Linked DNA regions of Mus musculus: region 2 is linked to region 1. The links are chromatin loops, found by intact Hi-C in ENCODE. Cell type or tissue: left cerebral cortex. All regions are shown on one strand. Each heading gives the region's core, and the rest is flanking DNA. Links, peaks and the distances in the headings are about the cores only.

The links. Hi-C counts contacts between places; a loop is a spot of excess contacts. Peaks named below come from ENCODE experiments on the same cell type or tissue, not always from the same donor. Only the 100,000 strongest peaks of a DNase experiment are listed, where the experiment ranks them.
Region 2: a loop joins it to region 1, with 3 times the contacts of the local background. A loop is called at or near these places in 4 of 42 quality-filtered maps.

Annotation. Positions count from the first base shown.
Region 1 is chr2:126,840,285-126,848,687 of GRCm38, forward strand. Trpm7 (transient receptor potential cation channel, subfamily M, member 7) reads right to left here. Exons shown (of 39, transcript NM_021450.2): 6 at 8,213-8,337; 7 at 5,790-5,961; 8 at 4,016-4,190; 9 at 2,572-2,695; 10 at 460-532. Among named protein-coding and RNA genes, the nearest start is that of Trpm7, 32 kb to the right of the region's middle. In left cerebral cortex, for the core only: no CTCF peak of the experiment used is centred there; no DNase peak of the experiment used is centred there.
Region 2 is chr2:127,211,504-127,219,906 of GRCm38, forward strand. Snrnp200 (small nuclear ribonucleoprotein 200 (U5)) reads left to right here. Exons shown (of 45, transcript NM_177214.5): 4 at 97-289; 5 at 846-901; 6 at 3,304-3,402; 7 at 4,546-4,698; 8 at 4,851-4,950; 9 at 5,110-5,246; 10 at 5,726-5,809; 11 at 5,889-6,062; 12 at 6,370-6,507; 13 at 6,850-7,005; 14 at 7,526-7,696. Among named protein-coding and RNA genes, the nearest start is that of Snrnp200, 7.3 kb to the left of the region's middle. In left cerebral cortex, for the core only: no CTCF peak of the experiment used is centred there; no DNase peak of the experiment used is centred there.

The DNA.
Region 1 (8,403 bases), core at 155-8,154:
AACACATGAATGAACGAATGAATGAATGAATCCATCCATCCAGTTAAATCTACAAGACATCAAACTAAGTCTACATAACTAATTTGTTGACAATTTAAAATTAACCTGCGTCTTTCATAAAGAAAAACTATTTAACCCAGGCAGTGGTGGCACATTTCTGAGTTTGAGGCCAGCCTGGTCTACAGAGTGAGCTCCAGGACAGCCAGGGCTAAACAGAGAAACCCAAAGAAGAAGAACAACTATTTAAAAATCAACTTCTCTGACCTTGACACAAAAAAATTCCTATCTTATAGGACATACTTTAAAGATAACATATTTTTAGAATCTTACCTTTTTAGTTGAGCATTATTATCCTTAATCTCAGCGCTTAGGAGGTAGATGCAGGAGGATCTATGGAGTTCCTGGACTGCCAGGGCTATGTAAAGACCCTGCTTCATAACAAAATCAAAGAACCCTTACCTTTCAGCAGTGCAGTGAGTATGGCCACATCTATATCTTGATGATCCTCTGATCCAATGTGAAAAACAGTGATCTATTTAAAAATATATTAATATCTTTATTTTTAAAGCTAAGATATTATATAACAAATAATTTCAAACAATATAAAGAGAAATGATCATATGTAGATTTGTATAGAAACAGATATTTATAGGTCTGGCAAGATGACAAAGTGGGTAAGAGTGTTTGCCATATATTACAATTTGACTGAGAATGGCCACTGCAGGCTCACATGATTGAACGCTGTGATCCCCACTGGTAGGACTGCTGGAGAAGGATTAGAAGATGGTGCCTTATTGGAGAAGGTTTGTTACTGGGCATGGGGCTTCCAGGTTTCAAAGTCTTCATTCCAGCAGGCAGCTTCCCTGCCTTGTGGTTGTCAACATGCACATTCTCAGCACTGCTACCGCCCCACGCCTGCCTGCTACCATGGTCCCGACCATGATGACCGTGAACTCACTTCTGAGATCATGAGAGCCCATTGAATGCTCTTTTATTAAGTTGCCTTGGTCATGGTGCCTTTTCATAGCAACAGAAAAGTAACTAAGACACCACACAAACCTGACAACCAAGTTCAATCTCCAGAAGCCATTAAAGGTGGAAGGAAAGAACTGACTCCACAAAGTGACCTCCGTGCATGCACGCCCACACAACCGCACACGCAAAATGACTTTTTTTAACATGTAGTCACTTACGTATTTCTATAATTATACAGACCTGTAAATCTATAGACCTAACTGATCTAATATCAGTTCAACCCTAAAAACAAAACAGAAAATTTTGACTTCATTACTTACAACACATTAGCAGACATATCCAAAACCAGTATTTTCTTTTCCCTTTTATGTTTTGTTATGTTGAGACTGGTTTCCCTAAGTAGCCCTGTCTGTCTTCTTCCTCCTGTGTGCCTAGACTAACTAAAGGCATGCGGCTTGTTTGTTCCATATCAGTCACTTCTTTTTACTCTATCTTATGTCTGTTAGCTGACACAATCAATTCGTGGGTAGAGGCAAGAGATTACTATCAGAGTAAATATTGCTGTTCTTTTGACAGAGTGAACACTTACTCCAGTGATAAATATATCCCCCACCCCTTTTTAAAGAAAAATTCTTACGAAGTTGACTCAGCCCTCCAGTCTCAGCTTCCAGGCACTAGATCACAGGTGTGCACCACTACACCTTGCAGCATAGTGGTGAGGAGTGTAATCAAGTGAAATATAAAACTGTTTAGGAAGCTTTTACCTAGGTACTTTTCAGAAAGTAAAAGGTGATCACTACACTTGAACTTGTAAAAAGTTCAACTAACTTCATTTCATGGAGAACAAAGCTTGCAATGAAAGTCAAAACAAGGCAAATCAGCATCTCATCAAGGCACAAAGGCCAAGGAGTGACAACAAATCCATGTTTCTATGTATCGACAGAGCTGTACATTTTCTCTCTGAAAACATAAGCCTGTGTTCACACATATAAAATTAAGCAGCATAGACTTTTAACCTTGTAGTCTTAAAATACTTTCCCAGACATTTTACTGGAAGTCACTAGCAACTATAACCCCCGCCCCCTTGTTGGGGGTGGGGGGGATAGAGGGAGAGACAGAGACAGAGAGAGATTTGCACACAGCATACACAAGTCAAAGGCAATGTGTGAGAGTTGGTTCTCTCCTTACACCAGTTGACTTTCAGGATCAAACTCAGGTCATCAGATTTGGTGGCAAGCACCAGTGGCCATGGAGCCATGTTGCTTGTTTTTCTGCATTCTTCTTAAATACTACTTAAATACTTCCTTTAAAAGAATAAATATAGTCTTAATACAACTTGAATATTAGTCTTTTTAGCCGTGCGGTGGTGGTGCACGCCTTTAATCCTAGCACTTGGGAGACAGAGACAGGCGGCAGAGACAGGCAGATTTCTGAGTTCAAGGTCAGCCTGGTCTACAAAGTGAGTTCCAGGACAGCCAGGGGTATACAGAGAAACCCTGTCTCGAAAAAAAAAAAAAAAAAAAAAAAACCACACAAAGATGAAATAATGTATAAATTAGAATAAATAAGAGACTTATTCGGCTGAACTCTACTCACAAGCTCTTTTTTTTTCATACACTCCATCATTGTTTGAAATAAATGAACTGCTTCACTCTGGCCAAAGTTAAATGTTTTCTTGATAGTTGATATAATATCAGGCTCTGCTGCATCAGGAAGATTTCTGGTAAAAGAAGAAAATCAATTTACTTCATTTCATCTTCTCTGTAGGATGAACATGAAACACAGGTAGACCCAAGCAAGGTTTCTAGAGATTCTGTACTAATTATTCAATAATAATTTTCTGAGATGCCTACTATTAAATCTTTGGCATAAGGAGAGTAATAATGTGTTTTCATTTTGAATTATTTTGTGAATGCTTTAAACAAAGCATGTGATGTAGTACTAGTACTCTGATATTACAAGGTATCATAAGGGTAATTCTATACTATGGCTTATAAAATAAATTTCCAAGTTATCTTAAACATGGACACTATAATGCATCAGAGTACCACAATGCAGCAGTTCATGATCAGAATCTCCTTTCCTATTCGCTTTGCCTTCTACACTTCAGCTCTTTCCAGCAATCACTGTTAGCCTCTATGATGCTCTGAGATCTTGTTTAGTAATGTAATTTTCTTAACTCTTCTTAAAAGTAAGGAATGTGGGCTGGCGAGATGGCTAAGTGGGTAAGAGCACTGACTGCTCTTCCAAAGGTCCTGAGTTCAAATCCTAGCAACAACATGGTGGCTCACAACCACCCATAATGATATCTGATGCCCTCTTCTGGTATGTCTGAAGACAGCTACAGTGTACTTATATATAATAAAAAATAAATCTTTGGACGAGAGCAAGCGGGGCTGAACGGAGCAAGCAGAGGTCCTAAATTCAATTCCCAACAACCACATGAAGGCTCATAACCATCTGCACAGCTACAGTACACTCATATGCATAAAATAAGTAAATAAATCTTTTTTTAAAAAAAGGAAGGAATGCTTCACAAGTTTGCATGTCATCCTTGCATAAGAGCTACACTACTCTGCATCATGCCTCTGTGTATGTGTGTGTGTGTTTGTGCTGCCACAGGGGAGTAGAGTGACTTAATACACAGGTCCCATCCTTCCTCAGCTGCAATCATTCCACTATATAGACATGCCATAACTTATTTAGACCTCTTTTGGTAGATTTTCTATGTCTTTATCTTGTACAAATAACCCTACAACAAAAACTTTATATGAGTATTTACTTGTAGAAACCATTATGTGAAATTAAACTATCAGGTTAAAGGTATGTTTTTATCAAAATAATCTTTTGAATAAAAAAAAAATAAAAAAGATGATTATACTTTCATTCCAATAATGTATGAGACAAGCTACTGCCTTAAGTCTGAACAAAGCATTTTATTGAATCTGAGATTTTCATTCTCATTAAATAAACAAAGGAATTCAGTACTGGATAAGCTATAACACTCTATATTGTAAAATCTGCTATACTCTACACTCACCCTCCTTCCTCTGTCTGTTTGTGGATATAGGCTAGTAAATCTGCAGCTCTGCCTGTCCCTTCACACACAACAACTGGAACTGGGGGGCTTTCCTGAAGGTACTCCAGTACTGTAAGGATGACATTTGGCCCGCCTTCAAATATCAAAGCCACCACAGGAACTCCTTGCCCAATTCCTGAAAAGGGTAAAAGTTTAATTAGTAAATATGAGAAAACTCAGTAAATTAATCTTATTTATTTTAAATAAAAAAATTAAAATAAAATTACATGTGAAACAGTTGGCTTTACCTTGAACACTGAATGTTAGCAATAACCAGTATATTTATAAAAAACCGAGCACCTATAACAAGAGCTCTCAACATTTATTCACTGAAATCTGTTCAAGCAACTAGAATGTGTGTATTAACCGAAGATAAGCCTTTGTGTTTTTACTAATTGACTTTCTTTCTGACAAGATATGTTAGGATTAATTTGTGGCTTAGTATGTCTAGCTTTTGCTTTTTATTATTTTTGAAAGTCTTATATGTATAACCCAAGGATGCCTCTAGTCTCAGTCCCTTGAGAGCTGTGATACTATTGAAAGTCTTGGGCTGGAGAGATGGCTCTGTGGTTAAAAGCACTGACTGCTCTTCCAGAGGTTCCCAGAAACCACATGATGGCTCACAACCATCTGTAATGGATCGGACGCCCTCTTCTGGTGTGTGAAGACAGCTACGGTATTATATAAATAAAGATAAATCTTAGAAAGGGAGGTCAGAAGAATACACTGTCTCCCCCAGGAGTAGAAATGGTCTGAGACACTGACTGGGTGCTGGGGACTGAACGCAAAACCTCTGCCAGAATAACAAGCACTCGCAGCCCCCAAAACATATTTCTTTAAATTACTCAATTTCACAAACAGTGTGACTCTATTATGTATGCTCTTCTGTTATGTTATATTTCCATATCACTTCATCAGAGTTCACCTTCTCAGGATACTGGGTTACAGAATTACTTCAGATTGTAACAAAATATAGATGTTGAAGGATAAAGCTCAGCCACAGTTGGAAAGAAAAATCTGCTCCAAGAATATTAACTTTTAAAACCCATTTGCCAACAGCAATACAGACCTACATTGTAAAGTTTAAGGAAAGCTAATTCTTTTTTTTTTTTTTTTTTTTTTTTTTGGTCATGGTGTTTTGTTTTGTTTTTATTTATTATATGTAAGTACACTGTAGCTGTCTTCAGACACACCAGAAGAGGGAGTCAGATCTCATTAGGGATGGTTGTGAGCCACCATGTGGTTGCTGGGATTTGAACTCAGGACCTCTGGAAGAGCAGTCGGGTGCTCTTACCTGCTGAGCCACCTCACCAGCCCCGGAAAGCTAATTCTTAACAAAGTGATACTGCTCCTTTTATAACACTATCTTGACTGTCAAAGTCATGTATTAGAATGACTACAAACATTACGGCTGTTAATAAGTACCTTGAACTACAGTGGTTTACAATATCATAGGTTTTTTTGGTTTTGTTTTAAACACAATGAAACAGCAACAAAACTCTTTTCTTTTTGGACTTGGATTGGAAACATAAATATGGAACTTGGCTTAGGATGTCTTTTCCTAGGTCTTAACATTTTGTTTAAGATTGGCCATTTTTGGTTGCTTTGTAGGTTCTCTTGGTAAGTAAAGAAGTGTACTTACTTCAAAGAACATGCTACTTTTCAAGCATGCTGCTGGCTATTAATACACCTTTGAATAATTTAACAGTTAAAAAAAATCTATGAACTCCCTTACTAGCATGAATTCTTTGCTGATTAATGGTTTTTTCAAGTTCTCTTCTCAGTCTGACTTCTGCCCCATACTTTCCAACAGTGCCATCATCCACCAAGATGAAATGGGAGTGTAGATTATTCAGAACATTCAATTTGCTCAAGGGATTCAATAGGGTTTGATAAGGAGCAACCACCTAAACAATAACGAAAACAAGAGTCAATGGAAGGGAGCTGAATGTAACATAGTGTAAGATAAATTCTGAAGCAATCCAGGGATAAAAAGTACAATTCTATTTTCATTCATATATAAAGAAAAAGAACAAGCTTTTAAATATTTGAAGATCAATAATAAATTGAGCCATGTTTTTTATCATTGCATACAAAAGGAACAGTAAAATATACAGTACTAATTATAAATCTATTGAAATGAGTAAAGTCCAATTCAGCAAATGTGAAAAAGCAGCAAAATGTGAATGTGTTTTTTTCCAAAGCATAAATATAGCCTTTTAAAACAGAGATTAGAAATTCAGTACCATTTGAAAATGATTGCCACAATTTAGATTTTTTTCCTTTTGGTTATTTTTTAAAGACAGGATTGCATTATATAGCCCCAGTAGCCTGGAACTTTGCTATGTAGATCAAGCTGGCTTTGACTGAAACGCAGAAACTGGTCTGCTTCTGCCTCTATGTGCTGCGTGCTGGAATTAAAGGCCTGCAATGGCACAGCAATATCCACTGGGTACACGGAGAGTCACAACGCCAGCACAGTTGCTTGCTAAGAGTTCCAGCAAAGCTGAGCAGGTTGCTACAACCTCTGTGCTTTATCTCTAACTTTTGGGCTTTGGTCTCTCTGTATTATATTCTTGGGGACTTTCTGCATTATGATTAATTTTATTTCTTTTACTGAGAAAAATTATATCTTAGTTTTTTAAAGAAAATCTTAAAATTAACTTTATCGGGGCTGGTGAGATGGCTCAGTGGGTTAGAGCACCCGACTGCTCTTCCGAAGGTCCAGAGTTCAAATCCCAGCAACCACATGGTGGCTCACAACCATCCGTAACGAGATCTGACTCCCTCTTCTGGAGTGTCTGAAGACAGCTACAGTGTACTTACATATAATAAATAAATAAATCTTTAAAAAAAAAAAAAAAAAAAATTAACTTTATCTGGCCACTATGTGCAAGTTTTCCTTATGCCCTGGACATCATTAATTACAGATGTGCATATAGCTAGATGAGGCCATTACTCCAGAAATGTTCTTGGGGTCTCTGCCCCTGAGCAACCTCAAACAGCATAACTGGTACAGGGTAAACAGAGTCAACTGACAAACTGACTAGCCAGGAGAATAGGTTACAGATACAAGATCTCTTTTTTTATTAAAGGCTTAGAGCTCTCTGAAAATATGAAGATAGGAGGTTGTACAATGTATATATTTGAAGGAGTACAATTCAGTAAATAAGATAGATTGACTAAAGTAAACTTTTCCTACTTTACAGTGTAAATGATGAAACACATAGTAAATTAAGTTAGGTATTAGTATTTGCTATTCATAAAAAGACTGGTTCAGATATTTTCTGTTTGCCTTGGAGTGTCTAAAAGCAGGCTGTCATATAATAAATGTGTTTGCTTCAGGGGAGACATTCTTTATATTCTTCAAATGGGAGTTACTGAGCTAATAATAAAATGTTTGTATTTTCTAATTGTAACTAAACTTATAACCATGGACATGTAATGAAAAATCAAAATATATCCTGTACCACTTGAGATAATCATTAGTCTGTCTTTGTTCTGTGAAACTTGTATAAAGTACTTGCGAGTCAGAGCTGCTAAATTCCCCTGATCATTGAGTGACTCCCTTCCTTTGGTGACTCATCTCCCCTGCAGGTGCCCTATCAGCAATGAACCTAAGACCTTCAGGCACCCACCCCAAAGGCCTTGGCACTGCACCATCATGCCCAGTCAGTTTTACTTTAATAGGCTCCTGATGAATATTCATAAACCGGTTCACATCTTCAATCTATTTGAATAAAACACTAGCCTTTGATTCCTACTCTTGGTGACAAGATTAATCCCTAACATAATGACCAGTTCGATCTCTGAGTTCAAGGCTAGCCTGGCCTTGGGAACAGCAACAGTTACACAGACAAACGCTGTCTTGAAAAACAAAAACAAAAGAAAGAAAAGAAAAGAAAATCAATTACAAATACTAATATGGAAAACATGTTAAAATAACATTCTACATTAAAGACAGAAAACAAAAGGACCAACACCATTATAAGCATTTATATTGATAGACATATTCCAAAGGATCAAAAAAGACCACTGGAAATTTTGTTTTAAACTTAGTGTGAAAGTATGATACAGTCTATCAAATTGGCTAGCATTATTTCTGTTTATATACAAGCTCAAATTTAAGACATTAGAAAAAAAAAAAACCTTTCTTACATCTCTCCCAACAAGATCATTTCTGTTTTCTATCACTCCCCATGGAGCTATTCCAATAGTGCAAATTTTTCGAGATGATCTGGAAGCATGTTCTTTGAGGGCATCACCAACATGTTTTGCCACACCTGTTTATACAAAATTTAATTACCATTAGAAAAACCCAGTAGTTTCTAACATTACAATTTATGAAA
Region 2 (8,403 bases), core at 121-8,120, 370 kb after region 1:
GTAGTTTTGAAGATGCATGCTTCTTTACTTTATATTGTCACAAAGCTGGTCAGTGCCCTTCTACATATTATTGTTGTACGTTGTTTGTATTCTCAGCCTCGAGATATTCTTTGTGGAGCAGCTGATGAAGTCCTGGCTGTGCTGAAGAATGAAAAGCTTCGAGACAAGGAGAGAAGACGGGAGATTGACCTGCTGCTGGGTCAGACAGATGATACCAGATACCATGTGCTGGTAAACCTGGGCAAGAAGATCACAGACTACGGTGGCGACAAGGAGATACAGAATATGGGTACCTGAGCTCTTTGTGTCCAGACCATGTTTTGTGGTTGTTGGCCTTTCTGTTGAATACTCAGCATCTTTGTTAAAATTTTAGAATAGCATTGTTTCCATAGCTTATGTTGTGTTGCTTAAAGAGAATGGTGATCTGCAGGCCTTTTGGCACAGGCTTATCCCAACAAGTCAGCCTGGTTTGCATAGCAAGTTCCAGCTGCAGGGTTCCTAAGCAAAACCCACCTAAGAAGAATAAAGTGGAGAGTTATCTCTTGATGTTTGGTTGTGAGCCTTATCCTTTAGTAGCTGAACTATCTCTGCCACCCTGGCAGCCATTTTTAAATTGAGACCTATTGTGTAGACAGTGAGAGAGAGCAGGGAGGGCTTAGGAGCTGAAGAAGCAGAGCAGGGTAGAATCCAGGTTGGCAGGCTTGAGAGGCCTTGGTGCTTGTTTTCGTGTTGGTTAAGTCTGTGTGTTCTGGCCTGAGAGTAAGCAAGCCAGGCAGCTGAGGAAATGGGCTTGAGTGTCTCCACACTAACCACTGCCCTCTCTTTGTAATCCCACATCTCCTCAGATGACAACATTGATGAGACTTATGGTGTGAACGTGCAGTTTGAGTCTGATGAGGAGGTGAGTGGCTTTAAATGGATCCCTTCTGTTGTGTGATGTTACCAAGGTAGTGGGAGCTCTTCTCATAAACTGAAATTCCTAGCTAAATGCGTTTTACAGTGTTTTGTGGTATACTTACAAATTTTGTGTCATTCTGCTTAAGAAGTTATTGTGGTTCACGTTAGGTTCTTTTAGAAGCTAATCTAAACTAGTAGGTGTACACTGACAGTTTATAATAAACCAGATAGACCAATGAAAGTAGGAAGGAGGACTGAGAAATGCCATCCTGTGGGCACAGTGCAGTTATTGCAATCATGAACTCAAGCAGCTGCACTTACTTACTGTGGGCCTGTCCAAGACTGGCCCTGTCAACACCCAGTCAGAGATTGGGGAGGAGTCTTCTCCCTGCTACCTAACTATTGGTTATTGATAGATTATGGAAAGGGGGTCATTATCTTCAGTCCTGTAACCACTTCTAAGCCTTCTGGTCTCTGATGGTTAAATTCAGTGGGTCACAAATAACACAAGGAGGCATGAGTGTGAGAAACAGATGTGTAGGGAAGAGGAGGCTCCGTGAGGTGTGGGGAGCTGCAGTAAGAGAGCTTGGTATGGGGGCTGGCGAGATGGCTCTGTGGTTAAGAGCGCCGACTGCTCTTCCGAAGGTCCAGAGTTCAAATCCCAGCAACCACATGGTGGCTCACAACCATCTGTAACTAAATGTGATGCCCTCTTCTGGAGTGTCTGAAGACAGCTACAGTGTACTTAAATATAATAAATAAATAAATCTTTAAAAAAAAAGAGAGAGAGAGCTTGGTATGCATTGTGTGCGTGCATGAAATTGTCAGAACCCATTTAATCAATAAAGAAAAAAGATAAAGCACATCTTCAGTGACGTTGTGTCCTGCTGGAGTGTTTTAACCATAGTATAGTAATTCACGGCTTTCGAGTTGTGGGCTAATTGCTAGTTTAAGAATGCATATTCACCTAAGAGTATGGATGTAATTGTACTTGGCTATTTAGCTGTTGTAGCAGCTCCTGGGGTTAAAGCTTGCCACTTCTAGATTATAACTAAATATGAATAGTGGGACAATTGAAAAAGGAAAGTTGAACCAGGAATGGTAACACAGTGCCTACATTCCCAACAGTCAAGAGGTTGAGGCCAGCTAGGCTACATAGTGAAATTCTCTACATGTCTCTTAAGTCATTTTTTTTTCAGATTTATTTATTTTATGTATGAGAACACTGTAGCTGTACAGATGGTTGTGAGCCTTTGTGTGGTTGCTGGGAATTGAATTTAGGACCTTTGCTCTCTCCTGCTCAAAGATTTATTTATTATTGTAAATAAGTACACTGTAGCTGTCTTCAGACACACCAGAAGAGGGCATCAGATCTCATTATGGATGGTTGTGAGCCACTGTGTGGTTGCTGGGATTTGAACTCGGGACCTTCAAAGGAGCCGTCAGTTCTTTTAACAGCTGAGCCATCTCTCCAGCCTGTCATTTTTAAAGTTGGTTACTTTAGAGTTTTCAGTGAGTGAGTTTGTGTTCTGAAAAAGAAAGTACCAGTCCTGAAATGTCCTGGAAGATAAGATGTTACTGGAGTCAGGGTGAGCACTGAACTGAGAGCCAAGGAATCTTGAGTTTGAGCCTGTATCTTAGGCAGGTCATTTTGCCTCGGTTTCTGTTTTAGTAAAACAAAATGCTACTTCCTACAGAATAGTTAATTGGTAGAGTTTTTCTTTTCTCTTCCTTTCTTTCCTTCCTTTCTTTTTTTCTTTCTTTTTTTTTCCAGACAGGGTTTTCTTTTGTGTAGCCTTGGCAGTCCTGGACTAGCTCATTAGATCAGGGCTGGCCTCAAACTTACTGAGTTCCACCTGCCTCTGCCTCCTGAGTGCTGGAATTAAAGGCATGTGCCATCACTGCCCAGCTGTTAATTTGTAGTTTTAATTAGGAACAACCTGATACAGATTTCCTTGCTCGTAGCAATTTATTTAACAGATGTTAATTATTGAACATGATGTTTAAGTCCACAGTCCACAGTTGAGATTATGCAAACTAAGCATGATGTCTACATTTCTGGCTCACAATCTACTTTCCTGTGTATTCGTCTTCATAGCTCCTCCATTAGCCAGTAGTCTTAGTTTGATATTATCTGTGTTTCAGAAGGAGCATATGATCCCAGTGTTTGATATTTGCAGCTAAGGTGAGAAGCAGAAAAGAGGATAGATACATCTAATAAACCCATTCCAAATGGTCATTCCATTGATATTCCTGGAATATGGTTGATACACTATTGGCTTTACCCCAAAGCCGTTGTTCTAAGTATGGAGCTTACTTAGAGTGATAGAAAGCAGGACCTGTATGACACAGGGCCAGTTCTACATCTGTGTTGAGATTGTATTACAGGTAACATTGTCTCCATAGGAAGGTGATGAAGATGTGTATGGGGAAGTCCGAGAAGAAGCTTCTGATGATGACATGGAAGGGGACGAAGCTGTTGTGCGCTGCACCCTCTCTGCTAATGTAAGTACAGTTTGTTTTAGTGTAGGCCAGCTTGCTTCTAAGTGAAGGACTTCCTCTTACTAAGACACTCACTGAGCCGTGGTTGGTTTTTCTGGGTGGTGGCTACTGTGGATTGAACCCAGCTTCAGGCATGCTAGGCCAGTGCTCCACCACTGAGCTAGTGTCATCGTTCTCAGCTTTTGGGGTTTGGAGTTTTGTTGTTGTCCAGGCAGGCTTCAAACTTTTGATGTCTTCCTCATCCTTCCTCTTGAATGCTGGAATTATGGCATGGACCACTGTGCCTGCCTTCCAGACTTCCTTTTGATGGGTATTTGGGTTGTTTTTAAAATTTGATACATAGATAACATTGTAATGACAAGAGTATTTGAGTGTTTTGTTTGTCTTTTAAGGTAGGGTTTCCTTGTGTAACCCTGGCTGTCCTGGAACTTGATCAGTAGACCAGGCTGGCCTTGAATTCAGAGACCCGCCTGCCTCTGCCTCCCAGGTGGTGGAATTAAGGCATGCACCACCATTGCCCTTCTGAGTATTTTATTTTTGTTTGTTTGTTGTTCTGGGGTTGAACTTACTGTCTTGTGCATGGTGAATGCTCTAGCACTGAGTTATAGAGCAGTATTTAAAGAGACTAAAAACATTTTTATTTTGAGAAAGGGCCTCACAAAGTTGTCTGAGCTGGACTTAAACTTACGCTATAGCTCATGCAAGTCTTGGAGCTTTGTCAACTCAGCTTTCTAAGTAGTGGGGTAAATTTACAGACCTGTGCCAGTGGTGTTTTGTGTGTGTGTGTGTGTGTGTGTGTGTGTGTGTGTGTTTCTGACATAAAACTTGCTGGGCAGCTCAGACTGGCCATGAATTTGGAATCTCCTGCATCAGCCTTCTTAGTGCTGGGATTGCAGGTGTTCCACCAACCTCAGTTTGAGCCTTATTAAACAGTCAGTATTTTGATTTTCTTAGGACATTAGTCAGTTGTTTCTCTTCCCAAAGACACATGTTAATGAAATCTTAGTCTGGTGTGCTCCTGAATGCAGTGTAATAGAGCTGCTGCTTTCTGGAAAGGCCTCAGCAGGTAGCCTATGGGATGGTAGGTAACTTGGGTGGAGCATGATGAAGAGACCTAGTGAGCCACATGCCTGATTTCCTTCTTAGCTTGTAGCCTCAGGCGAACTGATGAGTTCTAAGAAGAAGGATTTGCACCCTCGGGATATCGATGCCTTCTGGCTGCAGCGACAGCTCAGTCGTTTCTATGATGATGCCATTGTGTCACAGAAGAAGGCAGATGAGGTGTTGGAGATTTTGAAGGTATGGATAAAATAGTACTTGTATTCCATGTGTCTTGTCAGAAAGGGTCAGTGTTTGGAAGGCAGCTATGCTTACTGCAGTGCCGACAGTGCAGGGACAGTGTTTGAGGTTGCAGATGGCTGTACTCATACAGTCTTATTTTCTCTCTCCAGACAGCAAGTGATGACCGAGAATGTGAGAACCAACTGGTTTTGCTCCTTGGTTTCAACACGTTTGACTTCATTAAAGTGTTGCGGCAGCACAGGATGATGAGTGAGTAGACTATGCACTTTTCTTGCTGTGTGTGTGCGCACGCGCAAGAGTCTGCTGGATTGTGTTGGCTTCAGTATCTAATTACCTTCTGTTTGCTCAGGAATAAAAGGAGGTTTTATTTCACTGTCTGCAACTTTCTCTCCCTATTGTGTTTGGCAGTTTTATACTGTACCTTGTTGGCCAGTGCTCAGAGTGAACCTGAAAAGGAGAGGATCGTGGGAAAGATGGAAGCTGATCCAGAGCTCTCCAAGTTCCTCTATCAGCTCCATGAGACTGAGAAGGAGGACCTGATCAGAGTAAGGACTGTTTTGTCTGTCCGTCTTGTTCCTTGTTCAGTGTTTGAGGTAATGAACCATATCTCTGCGTTCTCTGGAGTTGCTCAGGGTGCAAGTTAGAGTCAGCACACTCATTTCTGTGGTTGAGATCCTGTTTTCATCCCCAGTGCCATGGGGAACCTGTTTACTACAACCTGGGAAAAGAGCATGTCTGCTTAATGTAGAACACCATTCCTCCCTGCCTTTGGTGGTTAATTGTTGACAGTCTGCTTCTGACGTTCCTCTTTAGAACACTGCATCACCACTGTGTTTGCTACCTCTGACTGATTTATTTACTTATTTTTATAGTCTCTGGCAGGTCTCAAAATAAAGTGATGTCTTTGGTTTGGGGATACATGATTTAGCACCATGATTGAAGCCCAATCCAGAAGGGACTGCACGGGACAAGCACTCAGGCGAACAATGTACATGATTGTGCTTTTTCTTCTCCCCTGCTGCAGGAAGAAAGGTCCCGGAGAGAGAGAGTCCGTCAGTCCCGAATGGACACAGATCTGGAAACCATGGATTTGGACCAGGGTGGAGAGGTGAGTGCCGGGCTGTCCGCAGGCTGTTGTGGCTGGAAAGCTCACCTGCTAAGCCTGTTTGTGCTTTGCCTGTTTCCAGGCTCTGGCTCCAAGGCAGGTTCTGGATTTGGAGGACCTTGTTTTTACCCAAGGAAGCCACTTCATGGCCAATAAGCGCTGCCAGCTTCCTGACGGGTCCTTCCGACGCCAGCGTAAAGGCTATGAAGAGGTGCATGTGCCTGCTTTGAAGCCCAAGCCCTTTGGCTCAGAAGAAGTGAGTGAATCGCCTTTTCCGTTCTCTGTGTCTGTCTTCCAGTTTGGCGGTTAGCCATTAACTAAAATGTCACCTAGTCTCAAAGATAATTTATTCTAGGAGTGGAAACTATTCCAGAGTTTTCCCATTCCAAGACCAGGAAGCAATAGTGATCTCTCTGTACAGGTTTAGAGTAGAGAATTATGAATGGCGATTGCCAGGGAATGAAATCATGGGGAAATCAAAGTGAAATCATAGTGATCTTGTAAAAATGGGCAGCCTGCTGAAGGATCCAGGAGCATAAAGTGTGGGATGTTTCTTCCTTTAGCAATTGCTCCCGGTGGAGAAGCTGCCAAAGTATGCCCAGGCAGGATTTGAGGGCTTCAAAACGCTGAACCGGATCCAGAGTAAGCTCTACCGTGCTGCCCTGGAGACTGATGAGAACCTGCTGCTGTGTGCTCCCACTGTAAGTACTGATCTGCCTCCTTTTCTTCCTGAAATGTTTTGGTAGCAAATTAAATACTAATCCTTAACTAGGACTTATTCTTTGCAATTGAGTCAGGGTCTCTCTATGTAGCCTTAGACCTGACTTACAATATAGACCAGGCTGCCTGTAAACTCATAGAGATCTGCCTGCCTCTGCCTCCCAAGTGCTGTGATTAAAGGTATAGCATGCCACCTCTGGCTATTCTCTGTTCTGTGATGGACAACCCACTGGGGCAGTGTTACTTGGGGCAGTCCCAGGGTCAGTTCTGTTTTGGTGGTAGCCCATAGCAGATGAAGAGGCTTTGTCTCTGCCCCCGTCTAGGGTGCGGGCAAGACCAACGTGGCCCTGATGTGTATGCTCCGAGAGATAGGGAAACACATCAACATGGACGGCACAATCAATGTGGATGACTTCAAGATCATCTACATAGCTCCCATGCGGTCCCTGGTCCAGGAGATGGTGGGCAGTTTTGGAAAGGTAAGTCGTATAACTTCTCCAGAAGATACTAACTGCAGCTGGTCATGTGCTAGGGAGGGGCCTATGCATTACTGCTTCTTTTGTTAGGGAAACTCTAGATATTTTTTGCCATTTCCAAGGTAGAATTTGACCCAAGTAATTTCTGAGGCAAAATTGTCTTGACCTGACTTACATGGACACCATCTTTGTTGTATTTTCTTAATGGACTCACTGCATCTTACAATATTTATGTGGAATGAATATGGTTTATAGCTTGTGGGTTTTTACCCCAGTTCCACTTTCCTGCTTCATGAAGGGCTTCCATAGATCCTTTGCCTCTACCCGAGTGGGATTTAAGTAACATTTGTTCATCTTTCCTGACTCACCAGATACTTAACTTCTCCTTGTCCACAGCACAGAAATGGCTGCCAGGCCCTTCAGGCACCGTCTACCATTCTTAGACGTTAGGCAGGCTCCCTGCCACTGAGCTGCATCTCCAGCCCCATCACTCAGTATTGCTGATGATGATTTCTTTCCCCAGCGCCTGGCCACATATGGCATCACTGTTGCTGAGCTGACTGGGGATCACCAGCTATGCAAGGAGGAAATCAGTGCCACACAGATTATCGTCTGCACCCCTGAGAAGTGGGACATCATCACACGCAAGGGCGGGGAGCGCACCTACACCCAGCTGGTGCGACTCATTGTCTTGGTGAGTGGGAGAGAGTGGGAAGGAAAAAACAACTGTGTCAAGGAGTGTTTGGCACTCTAGTTGGTGGCATGAACTTGGGAGAGTGGGGCCTAAATACGAGTCAGACTAAAGTCCCATGCACTAGCCAGCTTTATTCATTCAGACAATTTATACTCTGAGGGTTAACAAGAAGCACATGACTAAGGTGTTCAGTTGCAAGGACAAGGCCACACATGGCCAAACATGTTTTTCTAGAGAGGCATATGAATAACAATAGTGATATAAACTCACTTCTATACCCCACACCTGGGAGGAGCATGGAAACATGTTCCAGGAGTGACGATCATAAGACTCTGGTCATTTTTTTCTTGGAGTTTTCTCACAAGCACCCAAAATCCACACATGACTATTCTTGGACTGTGTTAGGACCAGGGAGCATTGGATTGCCTGTGTTTACTGGTTCTGTTCTTTTTTTGTTCCTTTTTTTTCCCCTATCCTTCTCCCTCTTGTTCCAGCCCCACTTGTTCTGGCTCCGCTTGCTCCAGCCCATAGGATTTTTATTTGTTTCTCATTATGGATGACTGTGAGCCACCATGTGGTTGCTGGGATTTAAACTCATGATCTCCGGAAGAGCAGTCAGTGCTCTTAACTGCTGAGCCATCTCAGCAGCCCCTAGTTCTGTTTCTTTTTTTTTTTTTTTTTTTTTTTAAGATTTATTTATTATATGT